Regions from separate parts of the Homo sapiens genome. Here region 1 is linked to region 2. Evidence: read pairs that join two places in POLR2A ChIA-PET (ENCODE). Cell type or tissue: endothelial cell of umbilical vein. All regions are shown on one strand. Links, peaks and the distances in the headings refer to the core of each region. The heading gives the core; the rest is flanking DNA.

Region 1 (4,401 bases), core at 163-4,162, 420 kb before region 2:
CATGAAGGCGACTTTGTCTTGCACCTTAGGTAACAGCACAGCCACAGCTGGGTAGAGCACCCAGTTGGCTCATGAGGTCCCCAATTCTAGGACTTGACCCTTGGTGGGCATTTCTGGACCTGCCCTGGGCCAAGAGGAGAACACCCCCATGAAGGGTGAGTCCCAGGCCAGGGACCATCCAAAAAAAAAAGCTGACTTAAGAGCCCTTGAGCCTTAAGGGAACATTTGCAGTAGTCTGGCCCAGACAGTGAACCTCTGGGATTTGCTGGCTTCAGGTGAGACAATAAACACTTAACTCTTCAATGCCCACACACAAGCAAACATCCTTAAGTATCAACACACTCTAGGAAAATGTGACTTCACCAAATAAACTAAATAAAGCAGTGGGAACCAATTCTGGAAAAACAGAGATACGTGAATGTTCAGATGAAAAATTCAAAATAGCTGTGTTGAAGACACTCAAAGAAATTCAAGATAACACAGAGAAGGAATTCAGAATTCAATTCTATAAGAAAAAATTTAACAAAGAGATTGAAATAAGAAGAATCAAGCAGAAATTCTCCAGCTGAAAAATGCAATTGGCATACTGAAGAATACATTAGAGGCCTTTAATAGCAGAATGAATCACGCAGAAGAAAGAATTAGTGAGCATGAGAACAGCTATTTGAAAATACACAGTCAGAAGAGACAAAAGAAAAAAATAATAAAAAACAATGAAGCATCCCTAAAGGATCTAGAAAATAGCCTCAAAAGGGAAAATCTAAGAGTTATTGGCCTTAAAAAGGAGGTAGAGAGACAGGGGTAGAAAGTTTATTCAAAGCGATAATAACAGAGAACTTCCCAAACATAGAGAAAGATATAAATATCCAAGTACAAGAAGATTACAGAACACTAAGGTGATTTAACCCAAAGATAACTACCTTAAGGCATTTAATAATCAAACTCCCACAGGTCAAGGATAAAGAAAGGATCCTAAAAGCAGCAAGAGAAAAGAAACAAATAACATACAATGGAGCTCTAATATATCTGGCAGCAGACTTTTCAGTGAAAATCTTACAGGCCAAGGGAGAGTGGCATGACATATTTAAAATGCTGAATAAAAAAAATACTTTTACCCTAGAATAGTATATCCAGTCCAAACATCCTTCAAATATGGAGGATAAATAAAGACTTTCCCAGACAAACAAAAACTGAGGGATTTCATCAATACCAGACCTGTCCTACAAGAAATGCTAAAGAGAGTTCTTCAATTTGAAAGAAAAGGTACAAAACTCACTGGTAATAAATAAGTACATGGAGAAACACAGACTATGATAACACTGTAACTGTGGTATGTAAACTACTCTTGTCATAAGCAGAAAGATTAAATGATGAATCAATCAAAAATAATAACTATGACAACTTTTTAAGACATGAACAGTACAATAAGATATAAATAGAAACAACAAAAAATTAAAAAGGGGGGATGAAGTTAGAGTGTAAACTTTTTATTAGGTTTCTTTTTGCTTGTTTGTTTATACAAACAGTGATAAGTTTTTATCAGCTTAAAATAATGGGTTATAAGATAGCGTTTGCAAGCCGCATGGTAATCTCAAATGAAAAAAACATGCCATGAATACACAAAAAACAAAAAGCAAGGAACTAAATCATATCACCAGAGAAAATAATATTTACTAAGGGAAAACAGGAAGAAAAGAAAGAAAGAAGACCACAAAACAGCCAGAAAACAATTAACAAAATTGCAAAAGTAAGTTCTTACTTATCAATAATAACATTGAATGTAAATTCTTCAATGGACTAACCTCTCCAATCAAAAGACATAGAGTAGCTAAATGGATAAAAAAATAAGACCCACTGATCTGTTGCTTACAAGAAAGACACTTCACCTACAAAGACACACATAGACTGAAAATAAAGGGATAGAAAGATACTCCCTGCCAATAAAAACCAAAAAAGAGCAGGAGTAGCTATACTTAGACAAAATCGATTTCAAGACAAATCTAAAGAAGAGACAAAGAAGGTCACTATGTAAGGATAAAGGGGTCAGTTCAGCAAGAGGATATAACAATTTTAAATGTATATGTGCCCAACACTGGAGCACTCAGATATATAAAGTAAATATTATTAGAGCTAAAGAGAGAGATAGTTCCCAATATGATACTACCTGAAGACTTCAACACCCCACTTTCAGCACTGGACAGATCTTCCAGATAGAAAATTAATGAATTGGACCTAATCTGCATTATAAAACAAACGGATCTAATAGATATTTATGGAACATTTCATCCAATGGCTGCAGAACACACATTATTTTCCTCAGCACATAGATTATTCTCAAGAATAGACCATCTATTAGGTCACAAAATAAGTCTTAAAACATTAAAAAAAAAAAAAAAAAAACTGGGCCGGGTGCAGTGGCTCATGCCTGTAACCCAACACTTTGGGAGGCCGAGGCAGGCAGATCACAAGGTCAGGAGTTTGAGACCAGCCTGGCCAACATAGTGAAACCCCATCTCTACTAAAAATGCAAAAACTAGCCAGGCATGGTGGAACACACCTGTAGTCCCCGCTACTCGGGAGGCTGAGGCAAGGGAGTCACTCGAACCCAGGAGGCAGAGGTTGCAATGAGTTGAGATCACGCCACTGCACTCCAGCCCGGGTGACAGAGGGAGACTCAGTCTAAAAAAAACCCTGAAATAATATCAAGCATTTTCTCTGACCACAATGAAACAAAACTAGAAATTAATAACAAGAGGAATTTTGGAAACTATGCAAACATATGGAAATTAAACAATATACTCCTGAACGACCAGTGGATCAATGAAGTAATTAAAAAGGAAATTGAAATATTTATTGAATCAAATGATAATGGAAACACAACATACCAAAACCTATGGGATACAGCAAAAGCAGTACTAAGAGGGAATTTTATAGCTACAAGTGCCTACATCAGAAAAAAAGAAAAACTGGCCGGGCGTGGTGGCTCACGCCTGTAATCCCAGCACTTTGGGAGGGCTAGGCGGACAGATTACCTGAGGTCAGGAGTTCCATACCAGCCTGGCCAACATGGTGAAACCCCGTTTCTACTGAAAATACAAAAATTAGCCCCTTCTCCCGGCAGTTAGTGCTCAGAGTGCGGAGTGTGTGCTCCAGGCTCGGAACATACATTTATTATTAAAAAAAAATCTAAAAAAATATTTTAAAAACTTTCCCACAATTTACAAAAAATCCGCCTCTCCCCTGCCATAGACTTTTATTTTTTTCTTCTTCTTCTTTTATAAAGTAACCCCGTGAAGCAGCCGAGGCCGACTCGCCCGCCCGCAGCAGCTCCAAAAAGGAACCAAGAGACCGAGGCCTTCCCGCTGTCCGGACTGACACCTCCACCTTCGCCCGCAGCCAGCGGCAGCGGATCAACACCATTCTGGGGCGGTGAAGTAGTTTTCGATTCCGGGTGATTTTTGTCCCTCTGCGCTTGCGCTTGCGCTTGCCCCCGCTCACCTTCCCCCAGCTCCGGCCCCTAGCCCCAGCATTCGCTCTCCTCCTCTCACGGAAAGGTCGCGGCCTGTGGCCCTGCGAGCAGCAGTGCCGAGATGAACCCCAGTGCCCCCAGCTACGTCCTCGCTGTACGTGGGGGACCTCCATCCCGACGTGACCGAGGCGATGCTCTACAAGAAGTTCAGCGCGGCCGGGCTCATCCTCTCCATCCGGGTCTGCAGGGACATGATCACCCACGGCTCCTTGGGCTACGCGTATGTGAACTTCCAGTAGCCCGCGGACGCGGAGCATGCTGTGAACACTATGAATTTTGATGTTATAAAGGGCAAGCCAGTACGCATCGTGTAGTCTCAGCGTGATCCATCACTTCGCAAAAGTGGAGTGGGCTACATATTCATTAAAAATCTGGACAAATCCATTGATAATAAAGCACTGTATGATACATTTTTCTGCTTTTGGTAACATCCTTTCATGTAAGGTGGGCTGTGATGAAAATGATTCCAAGGGCTATGGATCTGTACACTTTGAGACACAGGAAGCAGCTGAAAGAGCTATGGAAAAAATGAATGGAATGCTCCTAAATGATCGCAAAGTATTTGTTGGACGATTTATGTCTCATAAAGAACGAGAAGCTGAACTTGGAGCTACGTGAAAGAGTTCACCAATGTTTACATCAAGAATTTCGGAGAAGACATGGATGATGAGCGCCTTAAGAATCTCTTTGGCAAGTTTGGGCCTGCCTTAAATGTGAAAGTAATGACTGGTGAAAGTGGAAAATCTAAAGGATTTGGATTTGTAAGCTTTGAAAGGCTTGAAGATGCACAGAAAGCTGTGGATGAAATGAAAGGAGCTCAATGGAAAACAAATTTATGTAGGTAGAGCTCAGAAAAAAGTGGAACGGCAGAC
Region 2 (4,401 bases), core at 163-4,162:
TTTCTTTCCATAAATGCCCTCTTTCTGACACTTAATGATAAAACCAAAGATTGTCTTCCAACTTTTTAAAAATTAGCTATCGCCACCTGGGTGGCATAAAGTGAGGGGATATGAAACACAAATTATCCTAGAATTGAGCCTGGAAGTGAATGACTGAGAAACTTCCCTCTTGAAAGCAGAAAAACTGCTATGTGCTGTATTTCCTAAAACTTCTAGCCCTCCTGAGGAAGGTTTGTAATATCTCATTTGGGAGAATGTGAAGTTTTCAGACAAAAGACATAAAGAGGTGGACAAAATTGGTCATTACAAAATTTGGGGTAGTTTTTGACCAGTGTCTGGGTAGCAGTTCTGGGTTTTAATCGTCCAAGTCTCCTAAAAGTACAAATGCTCCTCCAGGCAAGCCATCACTAGTTTTTATTTTAAATAAAATTCTCTCTTTTTCCCCACCCTCCTCCTCTTGCAATATAGCTATTATTCTGCCAATTTCCTCCTTGTCTCTTTGTCACTCACTCTCCGTCTGCTTTCCTGCTTTTCTAATCATATCCCTCTTTTTCCATTATTTCAATTTGTATCATAATATTTAGCCATAAAATACTTTTTCACTTTTTAAGGTAATTTCATGATTGTCTTGTTCTAATTGATCTTCTTTTTCAAAATATCTGTTTGTGACTGAAAACACCTTTTGAGCATCTACTATGAGCCAGATCCTGGGCTAGGTAAGGAGATATAGTGGTAAACATATCATACATGACCCTGCTTCATGGAGCTCATAGTCTAATGGAGGTAACGTTAATTAAATAAGAACATAAATAACTATTGTAATAACTAAAAGTGTATATATGGTAAGATCAGAAATAGCCTCAAGGAGAAAGCTGAGTTTTGTGGATGTAAGTGCACATAAACCTGGTGAAGGTTTATGTGTTTCAGGCGCGAGATCACAGCATGAGGTCACAGCGTGTGTAATGGAGGTGTGAAGGGGCTTGGCATTTCAAGATAAAGAGAGAAGACCAATGTGGTGGGAACATTGCAAGCCAAGGGCAGAGTGATTTCAGGTGAGGTAGATAGGGACTAGTAAATGCAGTGCCACCACAGGCCAGGTAAATATTTTGGACTTAATCCTAAGAAAAATAGAAAAGCTATTGAAAGGTGTAAATAAGGAAAGGATATGATCAGATTTGATTATTTTAATAACAATGGGGAAATTGAAAATTCAGGGAGATGTGTACAAAAGCTATTGCTGAGCCAGGTGTTGTGGAACACAGCTGTAATCCCAGCTACTCAGGAGGCTGAGGCAGGAGGATCATGAGCCCAGAAGTTCAAGTCCAGCCTGGGCAACATGGTGAGAGCCTCATTTCTTAAAAAAAAAAAAAAAAAAAAAAAAAAAAAAGAAGGAAGGAAAAAGAGAAGAGAAGTGGATGGGATTCTTTTTTTCAATATAGCTCTTCAAGAATTTATTTATTTTTTTGTGTGTGTGTCATCTTTTTTTTTTATACTTTAAGTTTTAGGGTACATGTGCACAATGTGCCGGTTAGTTACTATGCTGTAGAAAGAACTCACAGGACTTAACAGTTCAGTCCAGGATGAGTCTGACTCTATTCTGCCTAGAGGAAATGGTGAAATGACCTTTCATGGAGCACAGGACTCTGATTCAAGACTAACTCATGATAATAAAGTATAGCATTTCATTATGGAAAGAAGCAGATGAAAGAAGGGTTAACTCCATCTTATTAAAATATAAACTCCAGCTGGGCTCAGTGGCTCACACCTGTAATCCCAGCACTTTGGGAGGCTGAGGAGGGCAGATCACCTGAGATCAGGAGGTCGAGACCAGCCTGGCCAACATGGGAAAACCTCGTCCCTACTAAAAATACAAAAATTAGCCAGGTGTGGTGGTGCATGCCTGTAATTCCAGTTATTTGGGAGGCTGAGGCAGGAGAATCGATTGAACCCAGGAGTCAGAGGTTGCAGTAAGCTGAGATTGCACTACTGCACTACACTCCAGCCTGGGCAACAGAGCAAGACTCTATCTCAAAAACAAAATAAAATATAAACTCCACAAAGGCAGGGATTTTTATTTCTTGTTTACTACTATATCTCTAGCACCTGGAATAGTGCCCAATGCATAGTAGCCATAAAATATGTATTTGTGGAATGAATGTGTAAGATCCCAAGTGCAGTACGAAAACTAAGCAGTTGCCTTGGCGAGGACTCTGATTGTAAGAAGGAAATTTAAATTAAACTCTACCCTTAGCCCCTCATATTAGCTCTCCAAAAGGACAGTGAGATGAAGCTTTGTTTTTCAAATCTGAGACGGTTAGGAATTGAAGCTGACTAGCCACTATAGACTGAATGTTTACGTCTCCCCAAAAATCATATGTTGAAACCTGACCCCCAATGTGCTTGTATTTGGAGGTGTGGCCTTCAAGAGGTGATTCATGTGGGCACAGCCCTCAAAAGTGGGATTAGTGCCCTTATATGAGACTCCAGAGAGCTCCCTGGCCACTTCCACTATATGAAGACACAGTGAGAGGACAGCCATCTATGAACCAGGAAGCAGGCCCTCACCAGACACCAAATCTGCCAGTGCCTCGATCTTGAACTTCCCTTGCAGCTCCTCAAAACTGTGAGAAATATTTGTTTTGGATAAGCCACCCAGTCTGTGGCATTTTGTGATAGCAGCTTGAGTGGACTAAGACACTAACCAAATGGTCTAGAAGAAGAGAGATGGATAAAATGATTGCTTGTCTGGGAAGTGTGGCTGAGACCAAGTGAAGGTCCTTGCAACCAAGTAGCTATGCAAGAACCCAGTACTAGAAACCACAATGAGTCTGAATGTACCTGAGTTCCTGGGCTGAATTTGTGGCTGTAATTACAAACCAGCAGGTGGTGAGGAGTTCATTATTGCTTATGTCAAACATCTATAAGATAGATCCTTTCACCAGCAAGACCTGAGAACAAAGGACTTTCTGATTACAGTCAACTTCCAGCTCTCCTTAAGTGAGTCTTCCAAGCTCAAATAGCTGAATCCACTAACAGGCCTCTGAAAGGAATCAGTTCATCTGTCATCCTGCGTGAATATATCCACAACAGAAGTTGCCAACCTACCTACCACCTGCAGGACAATTTTGGCTCACAGCCCGCTGTTGTTTATTTTTCAGCAGCTTGATTTGAGATATAATTCACATACTATACAATTCACCCTTTTAAAGTGTGCAGTTCAGTGGTTTTTAGTATATTCACTGAGTTGTGCAACCATCACTACAATTTTATAACGTTTTAATCAACTCCCTCCCCAAAAAAACCCACAACCATCCAGCCCTAGGTAACTGCTAATCTACTTTCTGTCCTTATAGATTTGCCTATTCTGGCATTTCTTATAAATGGAGTCATACACTATGTGGTTTTTTGTGACTGGCTTCTTTCACTTAGCATAATGTTTTCAAGACTCATCCATGTTCTAGCACATGAATGCTTCATTCTTTTTTGTTTTGTTTTGTATTGTGGTTTTTTTATTTCAGTAGGTTTTTGGGGAACAGGTCGTATTTGGTTATACAGGGATAAGTTCTTCAGTGGTGATTTCAGAGATTTTAGTGCACTCATCACTCAAGCAGTGTACATCGTACCCAATATGCAGTCTTTCATTCCTCACCCCACCTCCCATGCTTCTCCCAGAGTCTCCATAGTTCATTGTATTATTATTATTATTATTATTATTGAGACAGAATTTCACTCTTGTTGCCCAGTCTGGAGTGCAGTGGTGCGATCTCGGCTCACTGCAACCTCTGCCTCCCGGGTTCAAGCGATTCTTCTGCCTCAGCCTCCTGAGTAGCTGGGATTATAGGCACCCGCCACTATGCCCGGCTAATTTTTGTATTTTTAGTAGAGACGGGGTTTTGCCATGTTGGCCAGGCTGGTCTTGAACTCCTGACCTCAGGTGATTCACCTGCCTCAGCCTCACAAAGTACAGGGATTACAGTCTTGAACCACTGCACCCAGCCCATTGTATCATTCTTATGCCTTTGCATCCCCATAGTTTAGCTCCCACTTATAAGCAAGAACATATGATATTTGGTTTTCCATTCCTGAGTTACTTCACTTAGAATAATGGCCTCCAACTCCATCCAGGTTGCAAATGCCATTCTTTCATTTATTTTTATGGCTGAGTAGTATTCCATTTTATATATATATATATATCACATTTTATCCACTCATTGATTGATGGACATTTGGTCTGGTCCCATATTTTTGCAGTTATGAATTGTGCTGCTATAAACATGTGTGTGCAAGTGTCTTTCATATAATGACTTCTTTTCCTCTGGCTAGATACCCAGTAGTGGGACTGCTGGATCAAATGGTAGTTCTACTTTTAGTTCTTTAGGGAATCTCCACTGTTTTTCACAG

The links. ChIA-PET counts read pairs that join two places held together with the same protein. Peaks named below come from ENCODE experiments on the same cell type or tissue, not always from the same donor. Only the 100,000 strongest peaks of a DNase experiment are listed, where the experiment ranks them.
Region 1: POLR2A ChIA-PET joins it to region 2 with 5 read pairs; 5 of 35 experiments call an interaction of 5 or more read pairs at or near these places.

What each region holds. Positions count from the first base shown.
Region 1 is chr12:63,818,431-63,822,831 of GRCh38, forward strand. RXYLT1-AS1 (RXYLT1 antisense RNA 1) reads right to left here and starts at 3,726. Exons shown (of 4, transcript NR_126167.1): 1 at 3,499-3,726. It also overlaps the pseudogene PABPC1P4. In endothelial cell of umbilical vein, for the core only: no CTCF peak of the experiment used is centred there; no DNase peak of the experiment used is centred there; H3K4me3 peaks cover 587 bases.
Region 2 is chr12:64,243,034-64,247,434 of GRCh38, forward strand. No RefSeq gene overlaps it. Among named protein-coding and RNA genes, the nearest start is that of KICS2, 23 kb to the left of the region's middle. In endothelial cell of umbilical vein, for the core only: no CTCF peak of the experiment used is centred there; no DNase peak of the experiment used is centred there.